Linked DNA regions of Homo sapiens: all the other regions are linked to region 2. Evidence: chromatin loops called from intact Hi-C (ENCODE). Cell type or tissue: mammary epithelial cell. All regions are shown on one strand. Region 1 overlaps SUSD1 (sushi domain containing 1). Region 2 has its middle 19 kb from the start of HSDL2. Region 3 overlaps SUSD1 (sushi domain containing 1). Region 4 overlaps SNX30 (sorting nexin family member 30).

The links. Hi-C counts contacts between places; a loop is a spot of excess contacts. Peaks named below come from ENCODE experiments on the same cell type or tissue, not always from the same donor. Only the 100,000 strongest peaks of a DNase experiment are listed, where the experiment ranks them.
Region 1: it touches region 2 in a loop (9-fold over the local background); 101 of 110 quality-filtered maps call a loop at or near these places.
Region 3: it touches region 2 in a loop (10-fold over the local background); 101 of 110 quality-filtered maps call a loop at or near these places.
Region 4: a loop joins it to region 2, with 4 times the contacts of the local background. A loop is called at or near these places in 9 of 110 quality-filtered maps.

The regions. Positions count from the first base shown.
Region 1 is chr9:112,096,532-112,099,031 of GRCh38, forward strand. SUSD1 (sushi domain containing 1) reads right to left here. Exons shown (of 17, transcript NM_022486.5): 10 at 1,939-2,131. Among named protein-coding and RNA genes, the nearest start is that of LINC02977, 57 kb to the left of the region's middle. RefSeq lists enhancers at 1,202-2,121, 2,122-2,500 and a silencer at 1,361-1,480. In mammary epithelial cell, a CTCF peak has its summit at 1,398 (motif pointing right); a DNase peak (open chromatin) is centred at 1,410.
Region 2 is chr9:112,360,235-112,362,734 of GRCh38, forward strand. It overlaps a transcript of PTBP3 not described here and the pseudogene RPL32P22. Among named protein-coding and RNA genes, the nearest start is that of HSDL2, 19 kb to the right of the region's middle. In mammary epithelial cell, a CTCF peak has its summit at 1,486 (motif pointing left); a DNase peak (open chromatin) is centred at 297; H3K27ac peaks cover 851 bases.
Region 3 is chr9:112,085,349-112,087,848 of GRCh38, forward strand. The region is part of intron 10 of SUSD1 (sushi domain containing 1); the gene reads right to left. Among named protein-coding and RNA genes, the nearest start is that of LINC02977, 46 kb to the left of the region's middle. In mammary epithelial cell, a CTCF peak has its summit at 1,537 (motif pointing right); no DNase peak of the experiment used is centred here.
Region 4 is chr9:112,792,337-112,794,836 of GRCh38, forward strand. The region is part of intron 1 of SNX30 (sorting nexin family member 30); the gene reads left to right. Among named protein-coding and RNA genes, the nearest start is that of SNX30, 43 kb to the left of the region's middle. In mammary epithelial cell, a CTCF peak has its summit at 1,085 (motif pointing left); no DNase peak of the experiment used is centred here.

The DNA.
Region 1 (2,500 bases), 260 kb before region 2:
GGATTTATTTATTCTTATTTCTTTATCTGAGGAGATCTTGCTCTATTGCCCAGGCTGAAGTGCAGTGGCGCAATCTCGGCTCCCTGCAGCCTCAACCTCCTAGACTCAAGAGATTCTCCCACCTCAGCCTCCCAAGTAGCTGGGACCACAGGCTTATGCCACCACACCCAGCTAATTTTTGTATTGTTTATAGAGACAGAGTTTCACTATGTTGCCCAGGCTGGTCTCAAACTCCTGAGCTCAAGCAATCCACCCGCCTTGGCCTCCCATAGTGCTGGAATTAGACGTGAGCTACTGCACCCAGCTAGATTTTATTTATAGATTTTTATTTCTCTAAGAATTTAATAATTGGAGGGAATTCATATTCAATTTGCGAGCATTACTATGCAGCTGAAAATGTGTTGGGGGGTAGGTTTATGATGTCATGAGGTGCTCCTTGTGCAAACTCTGCTGATACAGACAGGACAAGGTGCCAGGCTCAATCTGATAAAAAAAATAGGATAAAAACTGAAGCCAGACACGGTGGCTCACACTTGTAATCCCAGCACTTTGGGAGGCTGAATTGGAAGACCTCACTTGAGGTCAGGAGTTCGAGAACAGCCTGGCCAACATGGTGAAACCCTGTATCTACTAAAAATACAAAAATTAGCTGGGCATGGTGGTATGCGCCTGTAGTCCCAGCTACTCAAGAGGCTGAGGCAGGAGGATCACTTGAGCCCAGGAGGTGGAGGTTACAGTGAGCCAAGATGGCACCTGGCCCTCCAGCCTGGGTGACAGAGCGAGACTCCATCTCAAAAAAAAAAAATTAATTTTCAGCCTCAGGTGCTACGTGGCTCTCATGAGTGTCTAACACATTTCAGAGTCTTTTTTTTTTTTTTTTTTTTGAGATGGAGTTTGGCTCTTGTTGCCCAAGCTAGAGTGCAATGGCGCAATCTCGGCTCACTGCAACCTCTGCCTCCCGGGTTCAGTGATTCTCTTGCCTCAGCCTCCCGAGTAGCTGGGATTACAGGCACACACCACCATGCCCAGCTAATTTTTTGTATTTTTGGTAGAATCAGGGTTTCATCATGTTAGCCAGGCTAGTCTCGAACTCCTGACCTCAGGTGATCTGCCAGCCTCGGCCTCCCAAAGTGCTGGGATTACAGTCGTGAGCCACCGCACCCGGCCCAGAGTCTTCTAAATGCAAAGGCCAAACTGCCCACCCTGACCCACAAAGAGCAGAGGTGAATATCACAGAGCGGCTTCAGGGAGGTAGCAGCAGGACCTACCCTCTTCTGCTGCTTTCCTTCAAAGGGGTAGCCTCTTCTGGTTGCCCGTAAATTTGTCTGATAAACCCACAGGATTAAAGAACAAAAGAAATAGTAGTGATGGCTGCACCACAGCCATCCCACTAGGGGGAGCTGTGGAGTTAATACAGCTGGCACCTATGTGGCTTCCTCAAAAGACTGCAAGGGAAGAATTTCTAAGGAGCCTGACCTTAATCAGGCCTCTGTTCTCTATGTCAAGTTAATTTGCTTATGCGTGGCCTAGTCCTGAGGCTGTATTGCCTGCCAGTGCCTGACACTGTGGGACCCACGTTTCTGGTCTCCTGGAAGTTCGTTCTACTTGCCGATAATGAATACCCTTAGGGTTCAGTTGTCTTAAATTTGGGGTGAGAGATAAAATGCTTTATGGAATTCTCAACTTAGGACTCCCAGGGAGCTCTGAATAAATCAGTCTATCCTTGGTCTGTGCCCTCTATGAGCCAGTACCCTTCAGGGAAGGGGATAAGTGGTAAGATTCAGGCATCCTGAACCCCAGACGCAGCTAACAAAGTTTGTTAGAACTGGAACCCCTGTCTCTTGACTCCCAAACTAGCACTCTTATGCCCGCCCACACTGCTCAATTCACATAGGTAATTTGTCCTGAGGCACAAAAAAGAAAGACGTCTACACCCACCTGCTGGGGGAGTTGCTATTGTTATTTGCACTGAGTGCCGCTTAGGAGATCTCAGCAGGGTCACATTCACCGTATAATCAGTCGTAGGGTACAGATCCAAACACACTACAGGCACTTGTTCCCTCGTTGTGAAGTTAAACGATGTTGCATGAGAAAAGTTAGCCAGATACCACCTCTGACCCAGAACGGTAAACTGTCATGAGATTAAAAGAAAGTGTTACATTAGATTTTCCATTGACTAACAGGTGCCTAGACTATTAGCAAAATGGAGTTAAAACAAGAAAGTTCCTTTTATTTATCCTTGCCCACTTAGAATTACTTTTAAGACAATAGCAAGCTAACCTGAGGAAGGACTTGACAAAGCTACCTTACCTGTCCTCACAATCAGGTATAGGACCAAGCTTAATATGCATAACTACATCTCAGATGAAGAAAATATTAGTCTATTCCAAAATAATCCCTTGATTATAACGCAAGTGAAAGAGATTACATTGGAGCTAATGGGCAAAATTATTTTTTTTCCTCCTTCCCTTCTGAATACTTCGTTCTCTCTCTCTCTCTC
Region 2 (2,500 bases):
GTGCAGTGATGCACTTACAGCTCACTGGAGCCTAAAACTCCTGGGCTCAAGCAGTGCTCCCACCTCAGCCTTCTAAGGACCTGGGACTACAAGCATGCACCACCACACCTGGCTTAATTTTTAAATTTTTTTTTGTAGAATCAGGGTGTCACTGTTGCCCAGGCTGGTCTCATACTCCTGGGCTCAAGTGATCCTCCCACCTTGGCTTCCTAAAGTGTTACGATTACAGGCATGAGGTACAGTTTCTGGCTCACAAGGATTTCTCAGGTGATTCTGAGACAGGGTGAGCTGTCTTGTGGGTAAAGGAAATGGAAATTTTTAAGAGATGTGGGACTCTCTCAAAGCCATTGAAATCATCTGCTCTGAGTCACATTATATTGTTGTTGGCCTCTGACCATCAATTTGTAACATTATTTTTCACTGGAGAAGCCTAAAACATCTTAAAACTCAAATGGAAAAATTTCAATGGCAAGTTATAATACGACTAACAGTAGGTTACGATCCATTAATGAGTCACCAAACTTATTTAGTAGGTTAGAATCAACTTTTTTTTTTTAACAAGGCAGACAAGATTCAAATAAAATAGAATAAAAACTTTGTACTGGGTCTGAATAAATAATTTATTTCCTTTTGTGGGTTGTGGTCAAGAAATTGGAAGGTTACTAAATTACACACTTTAAAAAATGGATTATTATGCAAGCTCAGGGTTAGGAGAGTCCTTATTTGATAACTTAAGCTTAAAGTTGTTGTCAGTGTCATATCCTTTAATATTTCAATTTGATCAGGCATTTTCAATCTCCTATATACTTGAAAATTACTTTTTAACATTGGAGAATTAAACTTCATAGACTTTATTTATTTATTTATTTTTTGTTTTTTTGAGACAGAGTCTCACTCTGTTGCCCAGGCTGGAGTGCAGTGGTGAGATCTTGGCTTACTGAAACCTCTGCCTCCTGGGTTCAAATGATTCTCTTGCCTCAGCCTCCCAAGTAGCTGGGATTACAGGCCTCCACCACCATACCTGGATAATTTTTTTGTATTTTTAGTAGATTCGGGGTTTCACCATGTTGGTCAGGCTGGTCTTGAACTCCTGACCTCAGGTGATCTGCCCATCTCGGCCTCCCAAAGTGCTGGGATTACAGGTGTAAGCCATGGCACCCAGCCTAAACTTCATAGACTTTAGAAGCCACAAAACAAGGGAAGATAACTTTGTCCATTTTATGGTAATTTTGAAAACGTTAATAATATAAAATGGATTGGAGTATCATATCCTGTTTTAATGATTCAAAGCATTATTTTCATTAAGACATTTAAATTTCTACCTTATTTTCCTTTTTTGAGAGCTATAGAAAACTTTGTTATTTTTGCCTTAACCCAAGTCAATTATTATATCACAATATTGTTAATAAATTAACATTTTGTGGCATTATACAATTTTGAATTTTAAAATAACAGTGCCACCTGGTGGTGACTCTAAACATGTTTTTATTTCTCTTCGGTATACATACCAAAAAGTGGAATTGCTCTTTTGACTGTGGACATTCGGGAACTAGCAAGTGTGTTTAACCTGAGAGACTGCCAAACTGTTTTTCAAAGCTACTGAACCATTTTATACTTCCACCAGTAACGTATGAGGGTTCTAATTTCTCCACATCCCATCCGACACTTGTTACTTTCCTTTTTTTTATTATAGTCAACCTAGTGGGTGTACAGTGGAATCTCATTGTGGTTTTGATTTGCATTTCCCTAAGTAATGCTATTGAGCATCTTTTCATGTGCTTGTTGCCATTAGTATATCTTCTTTAGAAAATTATCTATTTGGGGACAGGCATTGTGGCTCACACCTGTAATCCCAGCACTTTGGGAGGCTGAGGCAGGAGGATTGCTTGAGTTCAGGAGTTTGAGACCAGCCTAAGCAACATGGCATGACCCTGTCTCTACAAAAAGTATGAGTCTGTAGTCTCAGCTACTCAGGAGGCTGAGAGGGGAGGATAACTGAGAGGGAGAGGTTGAGGCTGCAGTGAGCCATGGTTGCACCTGAGCAACAAAGTAAGACCCTGTCTAGCAAAAGGAAAAGAAAAAATATCTATTCAAATCGTTGCCCATTTTTTAGTTGGGTTGTTCATTTTTCTGTAGCTGTTGTAAGAATTCTGTGTATATATTGGACACTGGAGCCTTATCAGGTATATGATTTATAAGTATTTTTTCTCATTCTCTAGGTTGTCTTTTCACTTTCTTGATAGTGTCCTGGGATGCACAAATTAATTATTTTAATTCTTATGAAGTTCAATGTATCTTCTTTTTTTTCCCTTCTGTGGCTTGTGCTTTTGGTGTCATATTTAAGAATCCATTGTCAAATCCAAGGTCATGAAGATTTACCCTTATGTTTTCTTTCAAGAGCTTTATAATTTTAGCTCCTACATTTAAGGTCTTTGATCCATTTGGGGTTGATTTTTAGAGCCATCTCTTACTCACCATCATGGCCACCATCAGACCCCTC
Region 3 (2,500 bases), 270 kb before region 2:
ACATTCATCTTGTGTCAGGTATTGTGCTGTTTCTCCATGTGCTTTAATCCATTTGGTCTTCACAACAAGCCCACGATATGGATATTGTTATTCCCATGTTCACAGTTAAGGCAACTGGGACACATAGAGGTGAAATAACTTGTCCGAAGTTACAGAGATAGTAAGTGGCAGATCTGGGATTTGAATTTAGATCATCTGACTCCAGAGGAACTGTGCCAAACTACTACCTATACTTCCTGTTAAAATAGGTTACGGGAATTCAGAAAGAAAGATACTTATCAGCTTGAAAGGTGGGAAGTGGAAATCATGGAAGAAAGAAATCTATGAACTCAAGAAAAGGGAGTGGGCTCCAGGTAGAAGAAATGGCATGAACAAAGACACGGAGGTGGAAAAGTTAGCACGTAATATATTACCGATCAGAGTTCCAATCATCAAAGATAATGGTGGCCCCTTAAATATAACTCACTACGCATCCTCCAAAATATTCTTCAGATCAGCAAGAAGATCAAATAAAACAACATATGCAGTAAGCCGAGATTGCACCACTGCATTCCAGCCTGGGTGACAGAGTGAGACCCTGTCTCAAAAATAAAATAAAATAAAACAACATAAAACAGAAGCTGTCATCATAAAAGGAAAATAGAAAACATTACAAACTTTAAATTACTGTTAAGGCCGGGTACAGTAGCTCACACCTGTAATCCCAATACTTTGAGAGGCCGAGGTGGAAGGATTGCTTGAGCCCAGGAGTTTCAGACCAGCCTTGGCAACATAGCAAGACCCGCCCCTCTCACCACCATCTCTACAAAAAATAAAAAAGTTAGCTGAGCATGGTGGCGGGAGCCTGTAGTACCAGCTACTCGAAAAGCTGAGGTGGAAAGATTGCTTGAGCCCAGGAGGTCAAAGCTGCAGTGAGATGTGTCCTGCCAGGCTGGGTGACAGAGCGAGACCTTGCCTCAAAAAAAAAAAAAAAAAAATCTGTTAAATAGAAAAATAAATATGAAATTCCAGCAAAATTATCTCTCAATCTCCCACAAGTCCTTGTGAAGAGTGAGGGGTGATAGAAGGGATGTGTGAAATAGAAAAGAGGGAAGCAAGGTGGCCCAGAGTAAGCTAGGTTCACTCCCAGCAAGAGAAACTCCACTCTAACTATGAAAAAAAGAAAGAAAGAAAGAGAGAGAGAGAGAAAAAAAGAAAGAAAGAAAGAAAGAAAGAGAGAGAGAGAGAGAGAGAGAGATCTGGTGTATAGACAGAGCACTGACTACAAGGAAAGGATTAAAAGTCCATGAGTTGTCAGGTAGTGGTAAGAAAACGGCATTGCTTCTGGGAAAGAAAAGGATAAAAGGGAAGGAATGGGTGTCCTTTGGAGACTAAGCAGTGGTGGGCAACAGAAGCGAGAGGGAAATGCAAGATCCTACAAGGCAAAAGAGAACCTAAAATGAGAAGAATACATGATTCATGCCCAGTCTTATCAAAACAAACAAACAAACAAACAAAAAAAACCTTTAAAGAAACTGCATTTCACTCAGTGACAGAAGAGGGCACTCTTAACCTAGAAATCTTGTTAACCATCCTAAACCAGCAATTCTGTCCTGGGAATTAACAGACAAAAGCAGTTTGTATTTTATATATATATACATATATAAAATATACATATATAATATACATATAAAATAAAAACAATGCAGCTTGTAAAAAGCTCTACATTTTTTTAAACCCACAAACTGGGGTGGAGGGGGAGTCCTATACATTAATAAACTGAAATAAGTATCCTCAAGCATTTGGGGATATGAAGAAAACTCCTTGAGTCAGAAATTTTAAAACTTCTTTTTTTCTTTTTTGAGATGAAGTCTCTTTCTGCTGCCCAGGCTGGAGTGCAGTGGCACGATCTCTGCTCACTGCAGCCTCTGCTCACTGAACCCTGCTGGGTTCAAGTGACTCTTCTGCCTCAGCCTCCTGAGTAGCTGGAATTACAGGTGTGCACCACCAAGCCTGGCTAATTTTTGTATCTTTAGTAGAGACGGGGTTTCACCATGTTGGCCAGGCTGGTCTTAACTCTTGACCTCAAGTGATCCGCTCACCTCGGCCTCCCAAAGTGCTGGGATTACAGGTATGAGCCACTGAGCCAGGCCTAGGAAATTTAAAACTTAAAACATAAATGGACACAAAAAATAGGGAGGAAATGAAACAGGTGACTAAGTTCAGGAAAAAATAATGAAAATACAAAATCACATTAGAAATAATAAAGACTAAATTTCATGGTGCCTAAAGAAGGGTAGATTGAATAAAAGGCATTGAAGAAATATAGGAAAACAACTGAAAATAATAAAAATGAGATCAAAAAGAAGTTAAAAGGGTCAAAAATAAAGTGAATGAAGTGGAATATAGGCAAAGATCCAACACATGTATAATTAAATTATCTGAAGAAGATAAACAAGCATGAAACAGAATTAGTGTTTAAAACTACAATTCAAGATAACTTTACAAGAATAAAGAGACC
Region 4 (2,500 bases), 430 kb after region 2:
GTTATTCACAGCACAACCTTTTAATTTACAATCATACATAGACACAAGTTCTAAATAGTTATTGCCTGTTCCCTTTTTCCATTTTCCTCTTTTTTTATTTTTTATTGAGACAGCATCTCTCTCCGTCGCCCAGCCTGGAGTACAATGGTGCGATCTCTGCTCACTGCAACCTCTGCCTCCTAGGTTCAAGCAATTCTCATGCCTCAGCCTCCTGAGTAGCTGTGACTACAGGCTTGAGCCACCACGCCTGGCTAACTTTTTGTATTTTTACTAGAGACAGGGTTTCCCCATGCTGCTCAGGCTGGTCTTGAGCTCCTGGGCTCAAGCAATCCACCTGCCTCGGTCTCCCAAAGTGCTGGGATTATAGGTTTGAGGCCACTACACCTGGGCCATTTTCCTTTTTCTATATTGTTCAGATTTCCTAAGTTTTAGTTTATCTGATTCATCTTTCAGAAGAATTAAATTTTGCTTTTGTTTATAACTTTTGTTCTTTTCTGTTTTAATTTATGCTTTCATTTTTAGATTCTCTTTCCACTTTCTTTAGGCTTTTTTTTTTCTTTTTCTTTTAATGGGAACACAGAGTAAGTCTGGCCTAAAGGGTTCTGTTTTATGGGCTTCATCTTTTTCAAATGCATGTTTATCTGTTATTGAGGACTCTTGCTTTTTTTGTGTTTTGGTTTTCTTAGGTCTGAGTGATGAGCTAATGCCATTTTGAGTTGTTTTTATGGTTTACTTGCCTCTGATGAGATAATAATTCAGACCTGCTATTTGCCCCCATCAGAACAAGTGGATTATATTGGATCCTCTGTGTTTCTACTTGATGTTGTTAGCATTGTCTTAGATCCATAGATTACTAGTTATCTGTCAGATGGGAAAGAAGCCTGGCTTTCTCTGTGTTTTAGCTGCTCCCCCCATCTCAGTAGAGCTCAGTCCCCCCAGCATTTGCAGTCTGGCCTGCTTTGGGCTTGTTGGACACACCCCAGGGCAGCCAACCCAGATGCCTTCATGTTCCTATGAGCTGCTGCTTCCATCTCTACCCATCATGCGGGGGGAGAAGGCCATGTGGGCGGGGTGCCCTCTGCTGGTGGCCCACACTTGGTGTATTTGCCTGTGCTTGGCATCCCCTTGGTCACAGTCACAGCAGCCAACTCCTTGGTGGTCCTGGATTGCCCCACTGCCAAACCTTCCATGTCCTCTACTCCCCACTGACAATCACACTTTCAAATTAGCGTGCGTGTAAAGGGGGTTCAAGGACATTTTCTACTTATTAAGTAACCTCAATAACCTGAAGTAACTTCGGTGACATGGGTTAGATTCCTCTGGGTTCTTTTTTCAGTTGTGGCCCAGGTAGAACCAGTAGACAGCCTTTGAGACCTTTGGCATTTGGATGGCACCCTTTCCTCATTTCCAGTATTGATATGACTCCAGTCACTGTTTTTCTTGTTCTTTTTACCTCCACTGTTTTTTGTTTTTTTTTTTTTCTTTCATTCTCTAGGTTAAATTAGTATCTGGAGGGTGGAAAAAGGGAGAACGCAGAGGCTTGTGTTCAACTCACTGAGTTTATCTAGAGGTCTAGCTTTCTAATTTTTTAAACAAGTGTGTCACATTACACATACAAACATGACCGCTTCCTGGTTATTGAGCCTTTGGGATTTTTCTAGGTTTCACTCTGTGTTCTTTGTATCATGAACATCTTTGAACAGAACATTTTTGAGATTATCCCTTTGAGTTTATTCTCCAAAGTGGGCTTAGCTTTAGTTTTACAACAAAATCAACAATCAAGAATATTCAGTTTGTATAGAACACATTCATTCATTTTTTTTCTTTTTTTTTGAGATGGAGTCTTGCTCTTGTCGCATAGGTTGGAGTGCAGTGGCGTGATCTCAGGTCACTGCACCCGCCGCCTCCCAAGTTCAAGCAGTTCTCCTGCCTCAGCCTCCTGAGTAGCGGGGATTACAGACGTGTGCCAACACCCCTGGCTAATTTTTGTATTTTTAGTAGAGATGGGGTTTTACCATGTTGGTCAGGTTGGTCTTGAACTCCTGACCTCGTGATCCACCCGCCTCGACCTCCCAAAGTGCTGGGATTACAGGTGTGAGCCACTGCGCGTGGCCAACACATTCTTTAAGCATCTGCTGTGTACCTGGCACGAGGGGGGTAAATTAAGAAAAGTAATATGCAGTCTGTGTATTCAGAGAGCCATCATTTTACCCTTAACGTAAAGATGCCTTGAGAGGCTTTGTCAGGCTCCTCTGAGACTAGATCATTCACTTGCCCATATTCCTCCAATAGAATCAAAAAGAGAAATTAGATTGTTTTAGCATAACTTATTTTTATTAAAACTATATTGGCTCCTAGTCTATACCACTCTCTTCATAAATCATATGTTTAATGTAATATAAAATTTTGCCAGTGATTTATGTTAATTTAATATTCTGTCTTGTGGCTGGCTGACCATAATGGTGTATCTTAAAATTGAAATTCTTTGAACCAGAGGAGT